3 separate regions of the Homo sapiens genome follow, and regions 2 and 3 are each linked to region 1. A link is a loop called in an ENCODE intact Hi-C map of the cell type or tissue named here. Cell type or tissue: heart right ventricle. All regions are shown on one strand.

Region 1 (8,000 bases):
CTGAGGAGTGAATAGTGACAGAGGCAATGTGCTGTATACCCTAAGTGTCTCTGCACATTCTTGCTGAGTATGCCAAGAATACAATCCCTTGACTGTTCTTTACCCTGGCCACTTCTCAGGGCTGTGTTTGCACCCTTGTGAGCAACCTTGAAGGATGAGGTAACGTCTCCCCCAGGAAAAAAAGCAAGCTTGCTTCCATTTGCTATAAAAGTGGTGGATCTCAGTGTTCCTCTCCTGTCACACAACTCACTGTATAATGGGCCCTTTGCATCACCTCCTCGGGATTTGGTGGGGTATGGGAAACTGACACATAAGAACACGAAACTCTGGTTCTCACTTTTGCTATCATGAAGTGTTTTGCTCCTGTCCCAGAAGTCTCATGTCTTCTGCTAACATCCATGAAACCATGCCAGGCTAAATGTTTAGCTTACAAGTTGGGTAAAATGTCAAACACTGCACAGTTCCTGACAATTTCTCCTCCTCAATTATTTGAAGCAAATTTAACTTATCAAATGTAAATATTTCATCATGTATCTCTGAAATGATTTCTTAAAAAGAAATGTAACCAAAATCCTATTAACACAGCTCCAAATTTCAGTAATAATCTTTAGTATCTTTAAATATCCAGTCATACCAATTTAATGAGTCATTAATTCTCTGACGTAACGCTGTGATAGGCAATGCAAGTGTGACAGCTATGAAGGGTAATGAGTTTCCATTTGCTAAGATCATTTAAGAAGTCAAAGTAGGGCTGGGTGCGGTGGCTCACACCTGTAATCCCAGTACTTTGGGAGGGTGAGGCGGGTGGATCACCTGAGGACAGGAGTTCAAGACCAGCCTGGCCAAAGTGGCGAAACTCCATGTCTACTAAAAATACAAAAAATTGGCTGGGCACGGTGGCTCATGCCTATAATCCCAGCACTTTGGGAGGCCAAGGCGGGTGGATCACCTGAGGTCATGAGTTTGAGACCAGCCTGACCAACATGGTGAAATCCTGTCTTTACTAAAAATATAAAAATTAGCTGGGCATGGTGGTGGGCACCTGTAATCCCAGCTACTTGGGAGGCTGAGGCAGGAGAATTGCTTCAACCCAGGAGGCAGAGGTTGCGGTGAGCCAAAATCACACCATTGCACTCCAGCCTGGGTTGACGAGCGAAACTCCATCTCAAAAATAAAAATACAGATACAAAAAACTAGCAAAGCGTGGTGGCGGGCACCTCTAATCCTAGCTACTTCGGAGGCTGAGGCACGAGAATTGCTGGAACCTGGGGGCAGAGGTTGCAGTGAGCCAAGATCGCACCATTGGACTCCAGCCTGGGCAGCAAGGGCAAAACTACGTCTCAGAAAAAAAAAAAAAAAAAGAAGTCAAGGCAGAAAAATTATTGCAGGTGTCAGCTCCTAGAAGTGTATAACATCCATCCCGGCCCTATTATTATTTTTTTGATACATATATGTATATACACGTATATATGTGTATGTATATATATGTGTATATGTGCATGTATATGTAAGTATATATGTGTATATTACCACATATACATTTGTGTATACGTATATGTATATATGTATGTGTATATGTATATACATACACGCATACATACGTATGTGTATATGTATGTATATATTTAAAGTGTGTGTATGTGTATACACATATGTGTATATGTATATATGTGCATACATATGTATAAATGCATGCATGTATACATGTATACGTATATATACATATACACATACGTATGTATACATATGTATGTATACACTGCATATACATACATATGTATGTATACACTATGCATATACATACATATGTATATATACACATGTATGTATATACTATGCATACACATACATATGTATATATACACACGTGTACACACATATACATATGCGTATACATTCATACACACATACATGTATACACACATACATATACACATACACATATATACATATATGTATATATACACACACACACATTTTTTTTTTGAGATGGTGTCACTCTCTGTTGCCCAGACTGCAGTGCAGTGGCATAATCTCAGCTCACTGCAACCTCCATTTCCCAGGTTTGCGCAATTCTCCTGCCTCACCCAGTAGCTGGGATTACAGGCCCACGCCACCATAGCCTGGCTAATTTTTGTATTTTTAGTAGAGACAGGGTTTCACCATGTTGGCCAGGCTGGTTTTGAACTCCTGACCTCAGGTTATCCACCCGCCTTGGCCTCCCAAAGTGCTGAGATTACAGGCGTGAGTCATAGTGCTCAGCCAGAGGCCAATATTTTGGTATTGTTAGTTAATTTTTGTGAAACATAGACAACCAAATATTTCATTTAATTATTGCCTAATTTACAGTACTTGAAGATAAATAATCCATGGTATACATATAATTAGAATTCCTTTAAAAAAATCAGAATATGTCTCAGACTCTGAAATATAAATCTATCAGCTTAACAGTGCTTTGGTTAATCTATTATACTCCAAAATACTAATAACAGTGTTTTGTGTTATATTTTAATGAAAATCTAGATTTATGATTGCTCTACTGTTGCCAAGGGCACAGCCCTACAAGATACAGCTGTACAAGATCTGATGTTCTAAATTTTTGAATATTTTCTATTAAAGAGAAAAAGGAATCCACATTAGTGGATCCATTCATGTTTCAGTTTCTAGGTAACATCAATATAAATTGTCCACATAAAACCAAGAAGCTGACAGGACTTTTCTTCCTGAAGGATAAAACTTCAAGGCTTTAATACATACTGTGTAATTCTTTCTAATCGTTAAGTATTAGAGGCTACAACCACTACAGGCCAATGAAACGGATCAATTCTTCTTGTTTAACTGCTAAAAAAAATGTTATCACTTTGCCATAATAAACGGAAAAAGAACTGGATTGGAAATCCGCAGAGATAGGTTTTACTTTAGGCTCTGCAAGTAACTGTGACTTTAGGCAAATCATTTAACCTCTGCAAGTTGAACTCTGGTCTCCAAGGGCTCTCTTCTGTGGTATAACAGGATGAGCTCGCAATTAAGAGAGCGGCCCCTAGATGGTAGTGTTGTTCTGAGTCAGGCTTTCTATTTTTTTTCCTTCTTTAATTACAGTGAAGTAAAAAGGCACAAGTTAGAAAATGACTTCACGTTAGTTCTGAAAAAAATTCAGTTGGCTGGACAAGGTGGCTCACGCCTGCAAACCCAGCACTTTGAGAGGCCGAGGCGAGAAGACTGCTTGAGCTCAGGAGTTCAACACCAGCCTGGGTAACATGGTGAAACCCCGTCTTTACAAAAAATAAAAAATTAGGCTGGATGCCGGGGCTCACGCCTGTAATCCCAGCACTTTCAGAGGCCGAGGCGGATGGATCACTTGAGGTCAGGAGTTCAAGACCTGTCTGGCCAACATGATGAAACCTGGTCCCTACTAAAAATACAAAAAAATTAGCGGGGCACAGTGGTGCGTGCCCGTAATCCTAGCTACTCAGGAGGCTGAGGCAGGGGAATCACTTGAACCTGAGAGGCAGAGGCTGCAGTGAGCCCAGATTGTGCCATTGCACTCCAGCCTGGGCAACAGAGCAAGACTCCACCTCAAAAAATAAAATGAAAAAAATAATAAATTAGCCAAATATGGTGGCACATGCCTGTAGTCCCAGTTACTCGGGAGGCTGAGGTGGGAGGAACACTTGAGGCCAAGAGTCTAAGGCTGCAGTGAGCCAAGATCATGCCATTGCACTCCAACCTGGGCAACAAAGTGAGACCCTGTCTCTAAAATACAATACAATAAAATAAAATAATAAATTCACTGTGAAGAATTCATTCAATGGCATTCAAAATGACATTGAATCATGAATCATATGGCTCATGTGCATTTGACATTAATTAAAAGAAATAAACCATTAATGATTATACCAAAGTGAATATATCGCCTTATAATTATTAGTCCATACAGTCATCATTATTTTCTCTAGGTATATTTAGGTAAGCTTAAGAAACTGAGTAAAAACTAAGAAATGAATGTTAGGAGTATTGATCTACAATCTTATAGAAAAATTTTTTTTTCAAATGCAAGTTCTACTAATAAATTCTGATAAACGCACTTTCTTTCATTTTGAATATTACAGACTGAATTCAAGACCTGTGATTTATATGAGCACAATGACAGATATATTCCATTACCCTTCTAGCCATGTAAACAAGGGCATCTTTTAAAGAAAAACGCTTTTAGTGTTCAAAGGATAAGAATAATATATTAAATGGCTTCTCTAGGTTTTTTTTCAACTGAGTCGCCTTGCTTGGAAAGGCTTCTCTAGGTTTTTTTTTGTTTTTGAGACGGAGTCTCACTCTGTCGCTTAGGCTGGAGTGCAGTGGCGCGATCTCGGTTCACTGCAAGCTCCGCCTCCTGGCTTCACACCATTCTCCTGCCTCAGCCTCCCGAGTAGCTGGGACTACAGGTGCCCGCCACCACGCCCGGCTAATTTTTTGTATTTTTAGTAGAGACAGGGTTTCACCGTGTCAGCCAGGATGGTCTCGATCTCCTGACCTCGTGATCCGCCTGCCTCGGCCTCCCAAAGTGCTGGGATTACAGTCGTGAGCCACCGCGCCCAGCCCTCTAGGTTTAATTTATCAAAGAAAAAGGATTAAGAGATTCTAGTTTGAGGAGGTTTAGATGAACAAGATCAGATTTTAACCTAAAATTCCTGAAAGGAAACAGAATGTGTTCCTATTTCTCTCCCATAAAATTCACTGAGTATAAAAATTATGTTTCTCCTTAAACATGCTCAGTCTTGCCTTGAATTCAATCAATATACAGAATAAGAAAGTACCTATGAGGCCGGGCTCGGTGGCTCACGCCTGTAATCCCAGCACTTTGGGAGGCCGAGGTGGGTGGATCACGAGGTCAAAAGATCGAGACCATCCTGGCTAACACGATGAAGTCCCGTCTCTACTAAAAATACAAAAAATTAGCCGGGCGTGGTGGTGGGCGCTTGTAGTCCCAGCTACTCAGGAGGCTGCGGCAGGAGAATGGCGTGAACCCTGGAGGTGGAGCTTGCAGTGAGCCAAGATCGTGCCTCCGCACTCCAGCCTGGGCGATAGAGGGAGACTCCATCTCAAAAAAAAAAAAAAAAAAAAGAAAGTATCTACGAGAGCCCATATGTTACCTTTTTGCTTCCTGTCAGTTGAGTAGGTAATAAGTGGCAAGCACAACATAGAACATGAGAGTGAAATGACATAAAACTGTGAATTTTTAGTATAGATTTATGTCAAAAATTAAAGAGGAAAGATATTGAGTGAATCCAAGATGGTATTGCTGTATGTGAAAGTCATTCATCCATCCATCCATCCATTCCAACCAACCAACTCACCCAACCCACCAACCAACCTTTATTGAGGCTGAATGGTGCAAAGGACTAGAGATACAAAGATAAATAAGGTACCACAGGCCAGGTGCAGTAATACCAGCACTTTGGGAGGCTGAGGCAGGCAGACTGCTTGAGCCCAGGTGTTTGAAACCAGCCTGGGCAACATGGCGAAACCCTGTCTCTACAAAAAGAAAAAAAAATACCAGAAATTAGCTGGGCACGGTGGTGTGCGCCTGTAGTCCCAGCTACTCAGGAGGCTGTGGCAGGAGAATCACTTGAGCCCAGGAGGCAGAGGCTGCAGTGAGCCAACATTGCATTGCACTCCAGCCTGGTCAAAGGGAATTAAATCCTGTCTCAAAAAAAAAAAAAAAAAAGATACCACCTCCATTCTCAAAAAACTCAGTCTAGTATGAGAAAGGGACTTTGAAAGTTCAGTTCAGTTTATTACAGTGTCAAGTAGATTTACAACTATTGCACTTATCATTCTGCTGACAGAAGGCCAAAACTGAAGATTGAGATTTTCCTCTAATAAAGATAGGTTTTCAGAATCTTCAATATAAGATGTTAAAATTATAAAGGCAAAGATATATACCTCATGTTCCATTCCATATCCTTCCTGCTGTTGTACAGTTTGCTGCAAATGATAATTTAATTTGGATAATGCTTTAAATCATTGATTTCTCATGAAATTACTTTTGAGTGAAATTTGACAAGAATTTTCTTTATACTCTCTTCTTTACCAAAACGTATTAGAAGTCCCCATAGTCCAAAATAAAATGTAACCATAGAATGGGGAGATAACTTTAGTCAAAGACCAAGTAAATATTACCTTCTTTGCAGAACTCCAGGTTGTAGTCACGTAAAAGTGTGGCCACTTGTTGCTTAACTTTTTGGACAATGGGAAAAAAAAAACAATAAAAGCTAAAATGTGGTCCAGCATATGAAACTCTTCTCAAAAACAGAAGAAAGTCATGACCATTGTTGGGAAAGTGTTTTACATTTCCAATGAAATTCTATTCCATTGATCTGTTTGGATGATTGTCTTCAACCTATTTGGCTCTAGCCCATAAATTGTAATTGATTCAGTCATGTAAAGAACCACTTTTATCTTAAGCTTAGAATTTATAACAATGGAAAGCAGGAAAGTGGTTTTTCATTCACTCTAATAATTGTGCAGGGATAAGCTAGAGAAAAAATAAAACAAAAAAGTACCAGTCTTCTGTCCTCTTAAATTATTTTTCATTCTGATTATATTACAAAGAAATGAGCTGTGGAGGTTTGGCACTGTTTTCCATCTTAACAGTTGTTCTGTATTGTAAGATTTTATATGTGATTCATAATGTACTACTATAACAAGACACAGTTTTTATATATTACTGGAATAATGCAAAGAAAATGAATTTTCCTTTGGGTCCAGTAATTGTCAAAGGAATGATTGCAGATTCAGAAAATGTGCTTTGTAATAACCCTGTTAACATAAAGTATACACTGAGGAAAAAAATAAGTATGGCACATATATGGAAGGATTAGTTGTATTAGCAAGGCATTTCAGGGATGGTTTTGGTTCTTTAGACTAAGTAAGATACATCCAATTTAGACCCCCTTCAAATCCTTAGACAAATGGGAATCACTTGGTAACATAAAGATTATTTTGGTGGGCAGGGGCTGATTTCACCATGTGCTTACAAATGCTCCAACTAGTCAGTAAACTATCCCATCTGAAGGAAGGATTTGCTCTGGTAATAAGGCTGATATGCTCAAGCTGTAAGAATTAATTTGAATATCAAAAATGAAATTGAGATTGCTAACCATGTCCTGATAGTTACAGCATGTAGAATATTAAATGTCCTCTTTTTTAACTAAAGTAAAAAAATGAAGAAGCATGGTTAATTCACTTGTGCTGATTAAAACAGATGTCCACGTGCAACTTCTGTGTGTGAGCCTCCCCATGCTGCCATGCCACCAGATGCTTTCCCTTCACCTTGCTAATCCCACTAGATGTTTTCCTCGGTAGAATCCTAGCTCATGGGTTTCCATGTGCATGTTTCTATTGTAATGAAAATTAACTACAAAATCTGAACGTTTTCTGCTTTCAGAAAATTCTAGTGTACCATGTACAGCTTAGATATTTCTTTTTCAGTTAAAAAAAATAGTGCAAAAACATATCTGATAGTCAAGGTGATAGTTCAAGTGAGTTCTTGTGCCAAGGAACACAGACAAGCTTCTCCTCTAGCTGATCTGTAGAAACTGTATGTAGTTTTTGGGAAATATTCCAGATTTTCCCATAAGTTCTCCACTCATCCAGTCATCATCTACAGATTCCAGCTCTGTTATTATATCTCCAGCCTGTAAGACAAAAGGAGTTAGAATTACTGGTTTCTGTTGAGAATAAGCATGGTAAATAGTGGCCTACCTAGGGCAGCATGAATAATCTTCTCTGTATAACTCATTTATCTTGATTGTTGAGAATTAAATGACAACAATGATCTATACCTAATGATGCCATTTGCTTGTAAGCCTCTATCCCTTAAATCTCATTCCTTTGCCACTGCCACCCTTGCTGCACTTTGATTTTCCCTCTTATACTTTGTGCCTCTCAAATTCACCACTCCTAATCTAAAATCCCTCTTGAACAAATAATACCAGTTATCA
Region 2 (8,000 bases), 490 kb after region 1:
CACTATTCGGAACTGATATCACTGGTCTCAAGGTGATGTCAGGGAGAAGAGAACCTTGTGAATGGCCCACTGGCTCTTGAAGCTTTTATCTGGAAGTAACACATATCATTTCTATTGACATTTCATTGTCTAAAGCAAAGCAAGTCACTAGGCCACATCTGACCTCAGGGCGAAGTGCAGTTCTGCCATTTTTTCAGAAGCAGAGAAGTCTAGAATATGATTATCAGCCCTAATGTTTGTCATATGTTATGTATTTAGTCAGGGCCCCAGAAGGAATAGATGGCATTCAGACTGGGTAGTGAGGGGAGCTTAGTAAGTGGACTGGTTACAACAGTGTGTTGTTTCAGTGATCTAGCACTGTATAATAAACTATTCTCAAACTTAGTGACTTAAAACAGCCATTGGTTATTAGTATAAATCATGATTCTCTGGTTCAGGAATGCAGTCAGAACATGGTGGGGACAGCTCATCACTGCTCTGCGATGTCTGGGGCCTCAGCAGGCTGGGGCCTGAACAGGTTGGGGCTGATTAGATCTCTCTCTCTCTCCTTCTTTCCCTCCTTCCACACAGCCTCTCCACAGGGCTGCTTGGGCATCTTCACAGCATGGCAGCCTCCGGTAATTGGATTCCTGTACTGATTGAACTCCAAGGACTCCGAGAGTGAGTGTGCCAAAGAGGCAAAAGATAGAAGCTGCTAGTCTCCTAAGGCTGGGGAACCTGGAAGAGTATCCCTTATGCCATATTTCATTGTTCATAGTCACACAGAGACCACTCAATTTCAAGGGAAGAGGACAAAGACCCCACCTCTTTATAGTAGCAGTATTAAAGAATTTGTGGCCATATTCTGGGCAGGTTTACCACAGTTGCCACCCCTAAGTCTGAATGTGCTGTAAAGGGTCAAAGAGACATATGTGGAGAGGCCCACCTGATAAGAGCCATGAACTTCAGTCATGGGTTACAACCTGCCTGAGGCAACCCTTCAGAGGGGAGTCAGGGGAATAAATAACTAAGTTTCCTTCTTCTTCCTTCCAGTCTCCTGCTGGAACCCCATTGGGTGAACCCAAGTGGAAAGCATATGGAAGGGAACCATGGGAAAAAGGTCCATACAGGTCTACTGGGGGGGCATAGGGCAAGGTGGAAAAGGTGGAGAGTAGATTTAGAGGGGCCGTTGGAAGCCATCAGCATGCTTATTTACCAGTATCAGCATCTTAGAGCAATAATTGGAAGGTAGATATGGTTCCTGTAGAGTGTGTTTGGGTTTAATGCATAAGTAAATTGCAGCTTAAAATTTTCTAGAAACACATTAGTGAATCTACTTTTTATAGCTTATAGTTACTGCCTCATTCTGTTTATTGATCCTTGTCCTCTGGAACCTAAAATCAGAGTTGGACTCCAATGTGACGGGTAGAAATGCTAACAACATACTAGATATGAATAAATGAAGGAATATCTGAAGCATAGGTAGCCATCACCAAATCAGGCTTATTATTACATGAATTTATACAGAGTCAGGGTGTGCAGTGGAAGAGCATTAGACTGTGAGTAAGAGATCTGGGTTCTAGTCCTGGCTCTTTTGTTTACTACTGCTGTGTGAACTTGTGCAAAGCTTCCAACCTCCTTGAGTCACATTTTATATTAGTCCATTTTCACGCTGCTGATAAAGACATACCTGAGACTGGGAAGAAAAAGAAGTTTAATGGACTCACAGTTTTACATGGGTGGGGAGGCCTCACAATCATGGTGGAAGGCAAGCAGGAGCAAGTTACATCTTACATGGATGGCGGCAGGCATAGAGAGAGAGCTTGTGCAGGGAAACTCCTATTTATAAAACCATCAGATCTCATGAGACTTATTCAATGTCACCAGAACAGCATGGGAAAGACCCGCCCCCATGATTCATTTACCTCCCACTGTGTCCTTCCCACGACATGTGGGAATTGTGGGAGCTACAATTCAAGATGAGATTTGGGCAAATCATATCACATTTCCATAGCTGTACAATGAGGATAGTAGACCTCCTCTTTCCTCCTTACAGGGTATGAAAATCAAATATAAGTGTGTTCTGAAAAATCATATACTGTTATATGCAAAGGTATTATCATAACTATTGCAGGACAGATTCTGCCATCTCATATGCAGTAAAAGGATAATATTGTTTGTTCAAAGACCATTTAGTCAGTGTGCACCAGGTGCAAAGTACTGCCAGACTCCATGGGGAAATGAAGGTGGCTGAAAAACTCTGTCATCTCCATGGAGTTTATAATCTGGGACCCAGGAGACTGACATGTTAATTTAAGCAAGAAAAACTAAGTGCTGTGACAGAGAAAGTAGCCAGGGCAGGTGGGGAGGGAGAGAGTGACATTGTGCCGAACCTTGAAGGTGAGCAGGTAGGGAGGGCGTGGAGGAGTGTGTTTGGATGAAAGTACGCCAGGAGAGCTGTGATGTCCAAAAGAGGTGAGGGACCACGAGGACTGAGAAAAGACCCTAATGTGATTTGTAAGGCAGGTGAACATTGATATCCATAGTAAGCAGTGCAGAGGGAGTCAGATAAGGGGCTCAGGAACCATCTGGTGGTGACAAAATAATGCCGCTTAGTGTGGACTGGCATTCTGGGTAGTGTGGTGATGAACAGAAGAAAACAGGCAGGGGATTCAAGAGAAGGGAAAGGTGTGGAGAAAAAGACAGACACAAGTGATTCAAGATTTAAGAGATAAGGGATTGTCCTGCTTTCTAGCTATAAAACCTTTCTACACTACCTAAAAGAGATGACTGCTTCTCCCTTAAGGACTATACCCAGCTTTTTCCTCACCAGGCTAATAAATGCACTTAGCATTTGCTTAAAAATATTGGGATTGTGGCCAGTCGCGGTGGCTCACGCCTGTAATCCCAGCACTTTGGGAGGCCAAGGTGGGTGGATCACGAGGTCGGGAGTTAGAGACCAGCCTGGCCAATATGGTGAAACCTTGTTTCTACTAAAAAATACAAAAAACTAGCCAGGTGTGGTGGCATGTGCCTGTAGTCCCAGCTACTCAGGAGGCTGAGGCAGGAGAATTGTTTGAACCTGGGAGGTGGAGGTTGCGGTGAGCCAAAATCGCACCACTGCACTCCAGCCTGGGCAACAGAGCGAGACTCCGTCTGAAAAAAAAAAAAAGAGAGATTGTAAAGAATCGCTTTATTAACAACCCCTGGGGCTTCTGACTCCCTGGACCCGGGTTTCCTCTTTTCCCCCTTTGATGCCACACTCTGAACTCTCTTAGTTCTCCTTAGGGTCTGTCTGCTCTGCTGACTGGATGTTGTCTTTCCCTAAATGTGGGCATGCCTCAGGGACTATTCCTGCACTGATTGACCCTCATGATTGCTATCCTTGCTCTGCACAGATGGCCTAAAAAGCTCTGGGGCTGAGTATTTGACCACTGGCTAGATCTCTTCATCTCAATGACCTGTTGCTTCCTCAAACTTAAAATGTCAGGAGGCAAACTCATAATGTCTTTCTCCCGAGGCTAGCTTAATTCATCCTCTGCATACCTTCTTTTTGTGAATAATATCACTTTTCCCACTTACCTGGCATAGAACTCTTAATCATCCTTGAATTTTTTCTCTTAATCTTCCCAAATATAGTGCCAACCTTTTCCTGCAAGGTTCTTGAGTCTGTTTTTTTGTTTCTTCTCCCAATAGTGTCACTCTGGGTCTTCATCTCCACATATCTTGACCAGGGTTAGTTTTCACTTATGGTCTCATTACTGCAACTTCTTTCTTCAGATTATCTCACACAAAACTGCTGGATTAAATTTTCTAAACACATCATCCTTCCTCTGAAACCTTAAGTGGCTCCACTTCCTACAATGTTCTTGGTCTACATGCTGTGTCACAGCCCTGACTCCGTACCATTCTCATTCTTGGTTCAAGGCCTCTCTCCTATACTCAGTCCGTTTTCTCTGCTTGGAACATTCTCTTCCTTCCTCCTCTGTGGTCAAGAGTTACTCTTTCTTCAAAGACCAGCCTAAATCCCACAGCCTCCTGCAGCTGTCCCTTACATTGGAGGTTCTAGTCTTCTCTGTTCCCTAGAGTTGGCAGCTCTCGGTGCCCATGTTATTCTGAGCACGTGCTCCTTTCTATTGTTAGGTGATTTTGCATTTGACCCTGCTTCCCTGCTCTTTCCTGAAACCCCTGGAAGGGCCTGCATCTGTGGTTCCCAAACAGTGCACCAAGGAGCCCTGGGGCTTTTCAATTAATTCACAGGGGTACTAGGAGATATTTTCAGTTTGTGAGGGAAACACAGTGACATCTGTTGGACACCACATGAACTAACAGCTCAAAATAATTTGCAGTTTTGGCATGAAATCATATTCATTACTTTCAATTTGGTCTTACCAATTTAAAAATGAATTTTTGGGCCGGGCATGGTGGCTCACGCCTGTAATCCCAGCACTTCGGGAGACTGAGGAGGGCACATCACCTGAGGTCAGAAGTTTGAGACCAGCTTGGCCAACACAGTGAAACCTTGTCTCTACTAAAGATACAAAAATTAGCTGGGCATGGTGGTGGGCGCCTGTAGACCCAGCTACTCAGGAGGCTGCAGCAGGAGAATTGCTTGAACCCAGGAGGCAGAGGTTGCAGTGAGCTGAGATCGCGCCACTGTACTCCAGCCTGGGTGACAGAGTGAGACTCCATCTCAAAAAAAAAAAATACTAATAATAATAATAAATAAATAAAAATGAGTTTTTGTTGGGTTCTGTGTTTAAGAACAAGTATCATACAAAAATTGATGTGAAACAGGAAATGAGGTTTGTAGCAGACAAAAACAAGTGAAGCAGTCTAATTGGTTTTGTCATTAGCTTGGGAAAATCTCCATCCAGATATGTTGTTTCAGGATCCTGGGCTGGTGGGAGACCCGTAGAGAGTTGGCAGTTGCAGCCAAAGATGGCTTCAGTGCTTGTCCTGGATCTGGCAGGATTAGAAAGAGGGGACTGTTAGGTTGTTTGGATGGGAAAAGGTTGTATAAGTAGCACCTCAGGCTCAGTCATATTATTTCTGTCAAATGTCTTGTGAACTAGGGTAGGGTAGTCTTTTGTTTAGTGGGTTGTTTTGCTCCTTTTTAAAAAGAGATTGTTACCAAATTATGGCAAAAGTTTGGGACTATCTCTGGTGGATAGAGGTAGAGACATCGAGGTGAATGTGCTGAAGTAAGAGGTAGATGGAAGGGAAGATAATTACATACCATCCCTTCTGCAGGCAGCTCACAGGCATTCGCAATGATAACTGTGACCACAAAGAAAGCCTGCACCTTTGGTTTATGCAAAGAGCAGCCAGCTGTGTTTCATTCAACAAATTATTCCATTCAAGAGCACTTGGAAAGACAGAAGCAAAAAGTCTACCAGAAAAACTGATTTTTCCACCATCTCTTCTGTGCTGAAACCATGCTTGAACAACATACATGGGTAGAATAATTTCAGCCATTTCCTTAAAGGCATGTGTGCTGGGTTCATATAAGCCGCCGTGGAGCCCATTTGTTTTACAAGCTTGTCTTCCAAACATGCACATACGTATTCATGATCTGCATCCTGCAAGCTCAATAATTCATGGCTTATTGACTTAGGTTGATGGATGGAAGTTTTTTGGGGACTAGAGAAGTAAAGATGGAAATTTTGAGAGGCTGAGAGCAGCCACACTTGTGAGTTGCCCACTTGCTGTAAGTGTGTATGTGGGCGGGCAGGCTGGAACTCCGGTAGAGCCCAGTTTGGCTCTTACTGGCTAGGCATATTTTGGACTTTTATGCCCAGTGAAAATAGTGACTGAAGATTTTAAGAGCAATTAAGTACCATCTTCAAATTATTATCACCATTATAAAATATTAACGGGCTATAATTGGGTGCTGAGTTTGCAGGAGGAATACACTGATCGCTTATGTCATAGTGAGGAGTGGGCAGGACAGCATGCTGTTCAACCATGATTTAATTTCATTTCTCCTGTCCGTTCTTCCTCATGCCTCTCTAGTCTGGGAGATAGTAGCGGGGGTTCTGGAGTAGGAGAAGGGTAGACACAAGTCCTCTTACTTGTTCTCTGGCAGACTTCCCGTTGGATTTTTGGATGCTTCAGCAGGTCTCTGCTCTTTGTCACTTGTCATCTGTGCCACTTCCTGAGGAAAAACGTCTTGAAGTTTTATGCCTGGTTTCCTATAATGCTGTGGAATTTCACTGATCATGTCATTCCTTTCAGTGGAAAATGGGAAGAAGGAATCAAAAGCATGGAATGTAAGATGCCACCTTGGCTTTGGAATTTTTAGATTTTGTTTTTTAAATTTGGTGGTTCTTTGCTAAATCTTTTGTAGCTTCCCTTGACTTAGTTGAGCCCCAAACGAGGCACCATCTCTGGGGTGAACCAAACTAAAAGATACAGAGGAATACTTTTTTTGATATCTGCATTTCATATTTCTACTTATATATTTCAATAATTTGCAGAAAACCCCACAAAACATTGTCAACCTTATTGACCCATGGTTTTTAATCACTGAAGGCTCCTGAACATTGTCTTGTTCTATTTTTGCTAGCTGCTTTTTCCTCTTCTTGTAATAATCTTGAGCTGTATTTGTTCATGTGGAACTTTGCCTGTTTCTTACCATGCTTGGAGTAAACCAGTGACTTAGATTGTATTCTCCACTGCGCTGAAAGCATACCTATGTGCCCACCTCAGCCCACAGACTGCTGGTCTGGTAAGAAGTTAGGGGGATTCCAACAATGTCCTGCAGAAATGAGGTGGTTCTTCTTAGAAGGTGCTGCTGTTGTCTCCACAGCTTTACAGGCAGGCGCTGGTTCCGGGACAGACAGGTATTCCATTTAGAGCCACCCAGCAGTTGGGGAAGTTGGGGATTCTTAAACTTGGCAGGAAAGCTCAATGCCCCTGGTACCATCTCACACTTACACCCTTATCAGATGCTGTCCGAGATCCAGTTGTAACCAAGGGAGCCATAATTAAGGAGCCTGGCTCAGCTGGGATAGGAGTGGTGGAGCCCAAGCAATCATTCTGTCTACTCAGTTCCCCTGGACTTAAACAGAAGAGTACCGTGGAAGCAGAGGGCCAGATGTAACCATCACTATAATCAGTCAGTAAACACAATTGAACGAGGTAATTAAAAGGCCCAGTCCTGTTGTGGGCCTGCAACTAGGTAACATGGAGTGACGGTAGCACTATTAAATCTGGATTGAAAAAATCATATTAAGCAGGCCAGTTTTAGACAGACTAAATTAATAATTTCTCTATCCAGTGACAGCCAGCTATTAAGTAGATCTAGAAAATTTTAGTGACAAGTGTAAGAGGCTTTGACTTGGGAATTCTTGATTAATTGAAAACTAAAAGTGTGTACCATCTAATATATTCAATTAATGCATTATATTCAACTGATACAATTTTGGGAAGCTGCCTAGCTTGACAGTTCAAGAAATGGGTTTTGAGTTAGCAAGACCTTGGTTTGAGTCTAGTTCTTTGCTACTTTATGTGCCTGTGGCAGGTATTCTCATTGGTGTATATGTATAATCTAGGGATAATAATACCTACCTTATCGGGCTTTTGTAAAGACTAAGTAAGATTATGCATTTAAAGTGCTTATCATTGTCTCTGGCACTTAGTGCTAAATACATACTACCTATTATTACTTATTTAAGTAACCAGCTGAATCTCTAAAGTGAGACATCCTTCACATGACACTGTGTGTTACTAGCCAATAAATTTTATACCATTTTTGGTCACTATAGTGTTTTGATTTTAGATAATATGCTTGTTGCTCCTTAACATACTTTTACATTATTTCACAGCCAGCATCACTTTTGATTTTCTTTTTCTTTTTTCTTTTCTTTTTCTTTCTTCTTCTTTTTTTTTTTTTTTTTTTTTTTTTGAGATGGCGTCTCACTCTGTTCCCCAGGCTGAAGTGCAGGGGCATGATCTCGGTTCACTGCAACCTCTGCCTCCCAGATTCAAGCGATTCTCCTGCCTCAGCCTCCCAAGTA
Region 3 (8,000 bases), 230 kb after region 1:
TATGTATGGAATCTTGATTACTGTGCTTCCCTCTAATTTTGCTTCTGAAAGACAAACATTTTTGCTTACCTTTGCTTATGTAGTGTCTCCATAGTAATTGTCAGAACTCTTCCTCAGCAACAAACCCACCACATTGACCTTAGCAAGACCAAAAATGTCTTACACAGAGCTTGTCTTATTCTGTGCATTCCAAAGGGAATGTTCAGCTTCAGCAATTCTTAGAGCTAAATATCATGAGCAAAGTAGTGGGACTGACATATTTTACGAGCGTTAGTACTTGGAGGCCCTTTCATAGCCTGGCCATGACCAGCATCCACTGCCCACTGGTCCCCTCCCCACCCTCTGCTTGTCACTGTCCTCAACACAGCCTTCTCTTTAATGTCTCCACCTGGGCTAAGATAGCAGGAATGAAGAGAAAAGATGGACTTTGGACAAACTCAGGTTCACTTCCTCATCCTGTGATTTTAACTGCTCTGAACTGTTTATTGATCAGTAAAGTAAGAGATAGCAATAACTAGGCCAGGTGCGGTGGCTCACACCTGTAATCCCAGCACTTTAGGAGGCCGAGGTGGGCAGATCACCTGACGTCAGGAATTTGAGACTAACCTGGCTAACATGGTGAAACCCTGTTTCTACTAAAAATACAAAAAATTAGCCTGGCGTGGTGGCATGTGCCTGTAATCCCAGCTATTCGGGAGGCTGAGGCAGGAGAATTGCTTGAACCCGGGAGGTGGAGGTTGCAGTGTGCCAAGATTGCGCCATTGCACTACAGCCTGGGCAAAAAGAGAGAAACTCAGTCTCAAAAAAAAAAAAAGAAAAAAAAGAAAAAAGAAAGAAATCGCAACATCTAGCATTCAGAGCTGTTGTAAGGACTAAGTGAAGTAATAACGGTTAGCATTTAACGGGCACTTATGTTCGATGATTGTGCCAAATGCCCAATATTCAGAATTCTTTTTTTTTTTTTTTGAAACAGAGTCTCGCTCTGTTGCCCAGGCTGGAGTGCAATGGTGCGATCTTGGCTCACTGCAACCTCCACTTCCCGGGTTCAAGCCATTCTCCTGCCTCAGCCCCACAAGCAGCTGGGACTATAGGCATGCACCACCATGCCCAACTAATTTTTGTACTTTTAGTAGAGACGGGGTTTCACCATGTTGGCCAGGCTGGTCTCGAATTCCTGACTTAAAGTGGTGGCTTACTCCTGTAATCCCAGCACTTTGGGAGGCCAAGGCAGGAGGATTGCTTGAGTCCAGGAGTTTGAGACCAGCCTGGGCAACATGGCGAGACCCTGTCTCTATATAATAAAAGAAAATTTTTTTTTTGAGACAGAGTTTCGCTCTTTTGCCCAGGCTGGAGTGCAATGGTGTGATCTCGGCTCACTGCAACCTCCGCCTCCTGGGTTCAAACGATTCTCCTGCCTCAGCCTCCTGAGTAGCTGGGATTACAGGCGCCCACCACAATGACCAGCTATTTTTTGTATTTTTAGTAGAGACACGGTTTCACCATGTTGGCCAGGCTGGTCTCAAACTCCTGACCTGGTGATCCGCCTGCCTCGGCCTCCCAAAATGCTGGGATTACAGGTGTGAGCCACTGCGCCCAGCTCAAAATAAAAAAATTTAAAAATTAGCTGGGCACAGCATTGCATGCCTGTGATCCCAGCTACTTGGGAGGCTGAGTCAGGAGGATCACTTGAGCCCAGGAGGTCAAAGCTGCAGTGAGCCATGTTGGTGCCACTGCACTTCCGCTTGAGCAACAGAGCAAGACCCTGTCTCAAAAATAGACATAAATAAATAAATAAATAAATAATAAAGCCTATAAATTATTTTTAAATAAAAAATTAGAATAATATGAACATAATAGCTTTAAAGTAGAAGACAGGCTCTATAATAATTACATCCAGCAAATATTTATTTACTGTCTATTCTGTGCTAGGCTTGGTGCTAGGTAGTGGAGTCATGTAAATGGAAGACCTTGTCTCTTCAGGGGATTTCAGTCCCATGCGAAACAGAGAGATAAAGAGATAATTTCCAATACACTGTGACAGGCTCAGGTATGCACAGAGGAAGCACATCTAATCCAGGCTGAGAAGGAGCTGTGGCTAGGGCAGGGAATTCTTGCTGGAGGAGGTTCTGCCTGAACTGAGTCTTAAAAACAAGCGGGCATTAACCAGGCAAAAAAGAGAGGAGGGTCTAAGAAGAGATTTCCAGGCATGATCAAAATAGAGAGTTATGAACACAGTATTCAGTGACTTACAAATAGTGAAATATTGCTGTGGCCAAGAGAAAAGGATTGTAAGGGCAACAGGTGAAGCTGGTGAGATAAGCAGAGGTAAAATTATAAATAGTCTGTGTGTGTACCACACCAAGAGACCCATTGATGGGGCATAAAGATCCATGGAAAGGTTTTTTTGTTTTTTGTTTTTTTGAGATGGAGTCTCGCTCCGTTGCCTAGGCTGGAATGCAGTGGTGCAATCTGGGCTCGCTGCAACCTCCGCCTCCTGGATTCAAGTTATTCTCCTGCCTCAGCCTCCTGAGTAGCTGAGATTATAGGCATGTGCCACCACGCCTGGCTAATTTTTGTATTTTTAGTAGAGACTGGGTTTCACCATGTTGGTCAGGCTGGTCTCAAACTTGTGACCTTGTGATCCGCCCGCCTCAGCCTCCCAAAGTGCTGGGACTACAGGTGTGAGCCACCATGCCCGGCCTTCCACAGAAGGGTTTTAAGCAGCAGAGTAAACAGGTGGCCAGGAAGAGCAATGAGAAGGGCTAGTATTTTTTGTTTGTTTGTTTTGTTTTGTTTTTTTCTTGAGACAGAGTCTCACACTGTCACCCATGCTGGAGTGCAGTGGTGCAATCTCAGCTCACTGCAGCCTCCACCTCCCAGGTTCAAGCAATTCTCGTGCCTCAGCCTCCAGAGTAGCTGGGACTACAGGCACACGCCATCACACCCAGCTAATTTTTGTATTTTTTAGTAGAGATGGGGTTTCACCGTGGTTGGCCAGGCTGTGGTTCTGAACTCCTGGCCTCAAGTGACCCGCCCGCCTCGGCCTCCCAAAGTGCTGGGATTACAGGCGTGAGCCACTGCGCCTGGCCAGGGCCAGTATTTTGAATTCATCTTTCTGTTTTTATCAAACCCTCCATTTCTGGGCAGCATTGCTGCTATCACTTAGGTCATTTGTTTCCTTGGAAAAGGTCTGGGAGCTGGCAGTCAAGGAAAATTTGGATTGGAGATTTTAGCAGCCAAATGGAGATGGAGTTGGGCATGAAATAGAGGCAGAGAACACGGATGCTTTATCTGGCTGCTCATGGCCCATCGAGGCTGCTTTTCTACAACACAGACTCTTTCCATTTCAATCCACTACTCATCAGCTCAACCCTGAGGATGCCATCTCCATAGTTCCAAAAGAGGACATAATTGAAATGTGTAAGGAATATCGCCATAAATTGTTCTTTTCTTCTCAAATCTTTTATTGATCACTGTATGTGGTTAATATAGAAACTGAAGAGCAAGCACAAAGCCAGATGCATATGAAAAAAACATGAAGGTACTATTAAACGAGATCTTGTAGAAGATAAGCTGAGTAGAATTTCTGGGCCATAAACTGGCTTCAGCTTCCATGAAAGTGTATAGGAGCCACTTCTGGGGAAATCAGTGGGCAAGGTTATGGGTGAGATCTGGGAAACAGAACTTAACTAAGGTTGGAGCAACTGGAAGGTGGCCTGGGTGCAGGACATCTGGCAAGACTATGGTCAGGGAGAGGGTTGCTCTGTATTTTCTGCTTCTAAGTTCACCAAAGCCCATCTCCAGTTCTGGAGTAGATCAAAGAAGAAAACTTCTGTGGGATTTAATGAGTGTCCTCAGCTTATCCAGGCAGTAGGTCATAGTGGGCAACAGATGGGTAGGAGAAGAGAAACGCCATCAAAACATGAATAAGGCAAATCAAATACAAACAGCAACCTGGAATAGGCTCATACAGGCATTTGATTTGCAGGTTTTAAAAAGTACTAAAATGGTAGTTGACATCTTAGTGATAGCCTCTGCCGATGCATCTTCTTTCTGGCATTGCATTGTTCTAATTTGGAGTTGTTGCCCTCTACATCTGATATACAGCTAGTAGACCATCATCCTCAGGACTCCCTTCTATTTCCTTAGCGGGATCTTCTGTTTTCCTATAATCCATACCTTCTTCCTTCTTGATTTTCTCCATCTTTTTAATTTAGCACATCTTAGCTTAGCTTCTTAAGAAAGGAAAAGATTCTTGAGAATTTATGTATATTTCACCTTTATTCCTTTTTAAAAAACTTTTTTTGGAGACAGACTCTTGCTCTATTGCCCAGGTTGGAGCACAGTTGTGCAATCATAGCTCACTGCAGCCTTGAATTCCTGGACTCAAGTGACCCTCCCACCTCAGTCTCCTAAGTGGCTAGGACAGCTGGTGCATGCCACCATGCCTGGATTCTACCTTTATTCTTGATGAACAATTTGGCTGGGTATAGAATTCTACCCAGAAAATAATTTTCCTTTAGAAATTTGGAGGCATTGCCCCACCGTCTCTAGCTTCAGGGTTGTTGTTGAGAAGTCCGATGCCATCTGGATTTCTACTTCTTTGGATGTGCTTTTTCTCTTTGGAAGTTTTGGGTATTTTGTCTTTGTGCCTGGCATTCTAAAGCTTCATGATAATATGCTTTGTATGGGTCTGCTTCCCTTCACTGAGCTGAGTACTTAGTGGGCCCTTTCAATCTGGCAATTTAGGTCTTTCTGTTACCTTTCATGTTAGAGGATTTCTTAAGATGTTTGGTAATCCTGGTTGTCTGCTCGTATTCAAGGGTGAGAAAGCAAAAAGCTGCATAGTAGAAGCCCTGTGCTTTGGGGAAGACCTGTTGCCCAGGAACTTTACTGTAAGATGAAATGGGTAGGCTCTTTGTTGGGGAATTCTAACCACACCCTATCCTCCTCCATATTACCTCTTATCACTATCTTTGGGGATTTTTTTTTTCCTTTTGGGCTGGTAATATTCCTTTAAGAAGGCTTTTCCAATCTTCCACTTGGAAGGTGAGAGGATCTGAGCATTTAGCATGACTGCATTAATTAATCAATCCCAGTTTTCTCTCTAGAGTCCCTATCCCCTTCAGCTATGGCTAAGAAGTGGACAAACCTCTGCATCTGTTAGGACGGAGGAGGGGCAGTTACCCAGTAGAAAGGAGTAGAGAGCATGCATATAAGAAGTACTACTACTTTTTAAGTAGTTCCCAGCCTCCAACCAGTTCCCTTATTTTATTCCTTCTTCATCTTCACTCTATATCCTGAGGATTTTGCAATGCCAGTAACTTAGCATTTGGTTTTCTCGTCTGCTAAGTCCTTTATCACTATTCTCTGGCCTCCAAAATTCTGTTGCTATTGCTTCATCTCATTCTCTCCTCGTTCTTGAGGGTTTTAGTGGGGTTCTGGAGGGAATCAAATTACATGCATTTGTTTAATCCATCATCTCTACCTGGAATCAACTGTCAAACATTCCAAAAAAACTGAGATTTATTTATCTACTAAATACTGAGTGTCTGTGATGTTTCTGGCACCTTGATAAATGCAGGAGATGAACTATGATTTATCTTCATAGTGATAACTGATGCTCTAACATAGTGTTTTGAAAAGAAAAATGTGCCTTTCCTCGCTACCATCCTGAAATTCTATTTTGTGAAGATTGGTAAATGCTGGGGTTATTTTGGGCTAGGGCAGCTTCATAACTGATACTGATTTTAAACAACATCTAGAAGATTTGGATCATTTCTGACATCACCCACCCACCCGTCCACCCCGGATGTATTTCTGAGTGAACTGGCCTAATACCTAATTCTAAGAGTGTATGCCAACTTATCTTAAAGGCCATTCATTCTGAACACTGCATAAAGCAAGATCAAACACCTCAAGCTCTGACCGAAGGGTGAGTATGCAGCTGTCTTAACAAAATTTTTATATACCCTTGATTGTGTCTCTGGTCCTGGTGGCAATTTATTCTAGATCTTGTCTTCAAAGTTTGGCAATCACAATGATATGATAACAGGAGGGAGGTTTAACATTTATTGAGTGCCTACTATGTATCAAGCAGTGGCCTTGATACTTCACAATTAGTAACTCATTTAACGTTATTCCTTAATAAATTCATAAGCACAGCAAAATTCTCCTGGAGCAAAGCAAATAGTTCAAGCATATGTCACTTTCTTTTCATTGTTCTCTTCACTCAGAATTCAAACTCCAGTTCTACATTTTTGTATTCTATTGTATAAAATCTCTTGATGCCAAACAGACATATTTGTACAAATCACATGCATATGAGGGTGTGCTCTCAGAAATGTTGATAACCCTACTCTACCCTGTTTTTATATTCCAACAGATAAACCGTATACACCTAGCAGCATGGCCCAGTTGCTCTGGTGGTAGGTTTGGTGCACCCATGGAACAGAAAGAGGCCAGGCAGGCTCCCATCAGGACCAAACCCCATGAGCTACAGTGGCTGCCATCTTTTGCCTGAAACACCAGTGTCCACTGGTGATAAGGTTTTACTTTGAGAAAACTTTCTTTTGGCCTCCAAACTTTGTCCTGACATTGAGAGGATACACAGTTTTGTTTTGTTTTTTAATGGATTGTGTCATCTTAAATTTCTGGCCCTGACTATTGATCAGAGTCTATGATGAACTGGCAAAGAGAAAATTATCTCTGCTTGTTACTGGTATCTTACACTGGCAAAGAACTGAACGATTTCTGGAGTTCTTCATCTTTTACATGAGTCAGGAAAATCACACATTTGGAGCAACTATCAGTAATAATGACATTAATAATTACATTTTATTTTTGTGAAGGTTACAAAGCAATATTATGCAAACTAGTTCCCATCAATATCCTTGAACTTGGTATTCTTTGATTTATAACTGTGTGAGTCAAAGATTATACTGTAAAATCATTAAAGACTAACACAATAAACATCAGCTAATGATTTTCCAATCTCAGTTTAAAGGTATGGTTTATGTTGAAAATTCCCCACCCCCGTAATAGAACCCCCTCAAAAATCATGAGAACAAGGAATTGTAGCAAATAAGCTGTTTGAGCCTTAGAAGCAGTACCTTAAGACAGAAACATAAAATCTCGGTGAGGGAAGAAACACTGAAGGTCAAACGTCTACCTAAATCCTGCTCTACATTCAAATATTCTTCCGCAGGGGAAGGCTCTAAACGCTCCTAAAAGCATTTTGCATTTCCTAGATAGTGGATTCTCCCTCTAAGCCAGTGGGTTCACAGGAGTAGGAAGGAGAACTGGGGGCAGTGGACAATAAGGAATTAGAAAAGGAGAAGAGGAAGGGAGAGAAACGGGAACTGCCTTAGGGAGAGAAGAGTGGAAAGTTTACAGGCACACTCGTTTTATTGAGCTTCACTTTATTGCACTTCGCAGATACTATATTTTTTACAAATGGAAGGTTGGAGCAAGTCTATCCATGCCATTTTCCCAACAGCACATACTCACTTTGTGTCTCTGTGTCACGTTTTGGTATTCTCGCAATATTTCAAACTCGTTCCCAGTTTGTATATCTGTTAGGATGATTTGTGGTCAGCAATCTTTGGTGCTACTATTGTAACTCTTTGGAGGGCTCCACAAACCATGCCCACATAAGACGGCAAACTTAATTGATAAATACTGTGTGTGTTCTGACTGCTCCACCGACCAACCATTCCCACTTCTCTTTCTGTCTTCTCAGTCCTCCCTGTTCCCCAAGACACAACAATATTGAAATTAGACCAGTGAATAACCCTACTATAATCTTGGGCGACATAGTGAGACCCTGTCTCTAGAAAACATTTAAAATTATTAACTGGGCTAGGCCAGGCGCAGTGGCTCACACCTGTAATCCCAGCACTTTGGGAGGCTGAGGCGGGCAGATCACCTGAGGTCAGGAGTTTGAGATAAGACTGGCCAACATGGTGAAACCCCGTTTCTACTAAAAATACAAAAATCAG

Evidence for each region. Hi-C counts contacts between places; a loop is a spot of excess contacts. Peaks named below come from ENCODE experiments on the same cell type or tissue, not always from the same donor. Only the 100,000 strongest peaks of a DNase experiment are listed, where the experiment ranks them.
Region 2: it touches region 1 in a loop (4-fold over the local background); 27 of 110 quality-filtered maps call a loop at or near these places.
Region 3: a loop joins it to region 1, with 2.5 times the contacts of the local background. A loop is called at or near these places in 8 of 110 quality-filtered maps.

What each region holds. Positions count from the first base shown.
Region 1 is chr4:151,114,514-151,122,513 of GRCh38, forward strand. SH3D19 (SH3 domain containing 19) reads right to left here. Exons shown (of 20, transcript NM_001378122.1): 20 at 5,768-7,694. The coding sequence ends at 7,578. Among named protein-coding and RNA genes, the nearest start is that of SH3D19-AS1, 5.7 kb to the right of the region's middle. In heart right ventricle, a CTCF peak has its summit at 3,044 (motif pointing right); a DNase peak (open chromatin) is centred at 3,048; H3K27ac peaks cover 2,723 bases.
Region 2 is chr4:151,600,175-151,608,174 of GRCh38, forward strand. The region is part of intron 7 of FHIP1A (FHF complex subunit HOOK interacting protein 1A); the gene reads left to right. Among named protein-coding and RNA genes, the nearest start is that of GATB, 160 kb to the right of the region's middle. In heart right ventricle, a CTCF peak has its summit at 4,305 (motif pointing left); no DNase peak of the experiment used is centred here.
Region 3 is chr4:151,340,761-151,348,760 of GRCh38, forward strand. No RefSeq gene overlaps it. Among named protein-coding and RNA genes, the nearest start is that of SH3D19, 19 kb to the left of the region's middle. RefSeq lists a silencer at 257-551. In heart right ventricle, no CTCF peak of the experiment used is centred here; no DNase peak of the experiment used is centred here.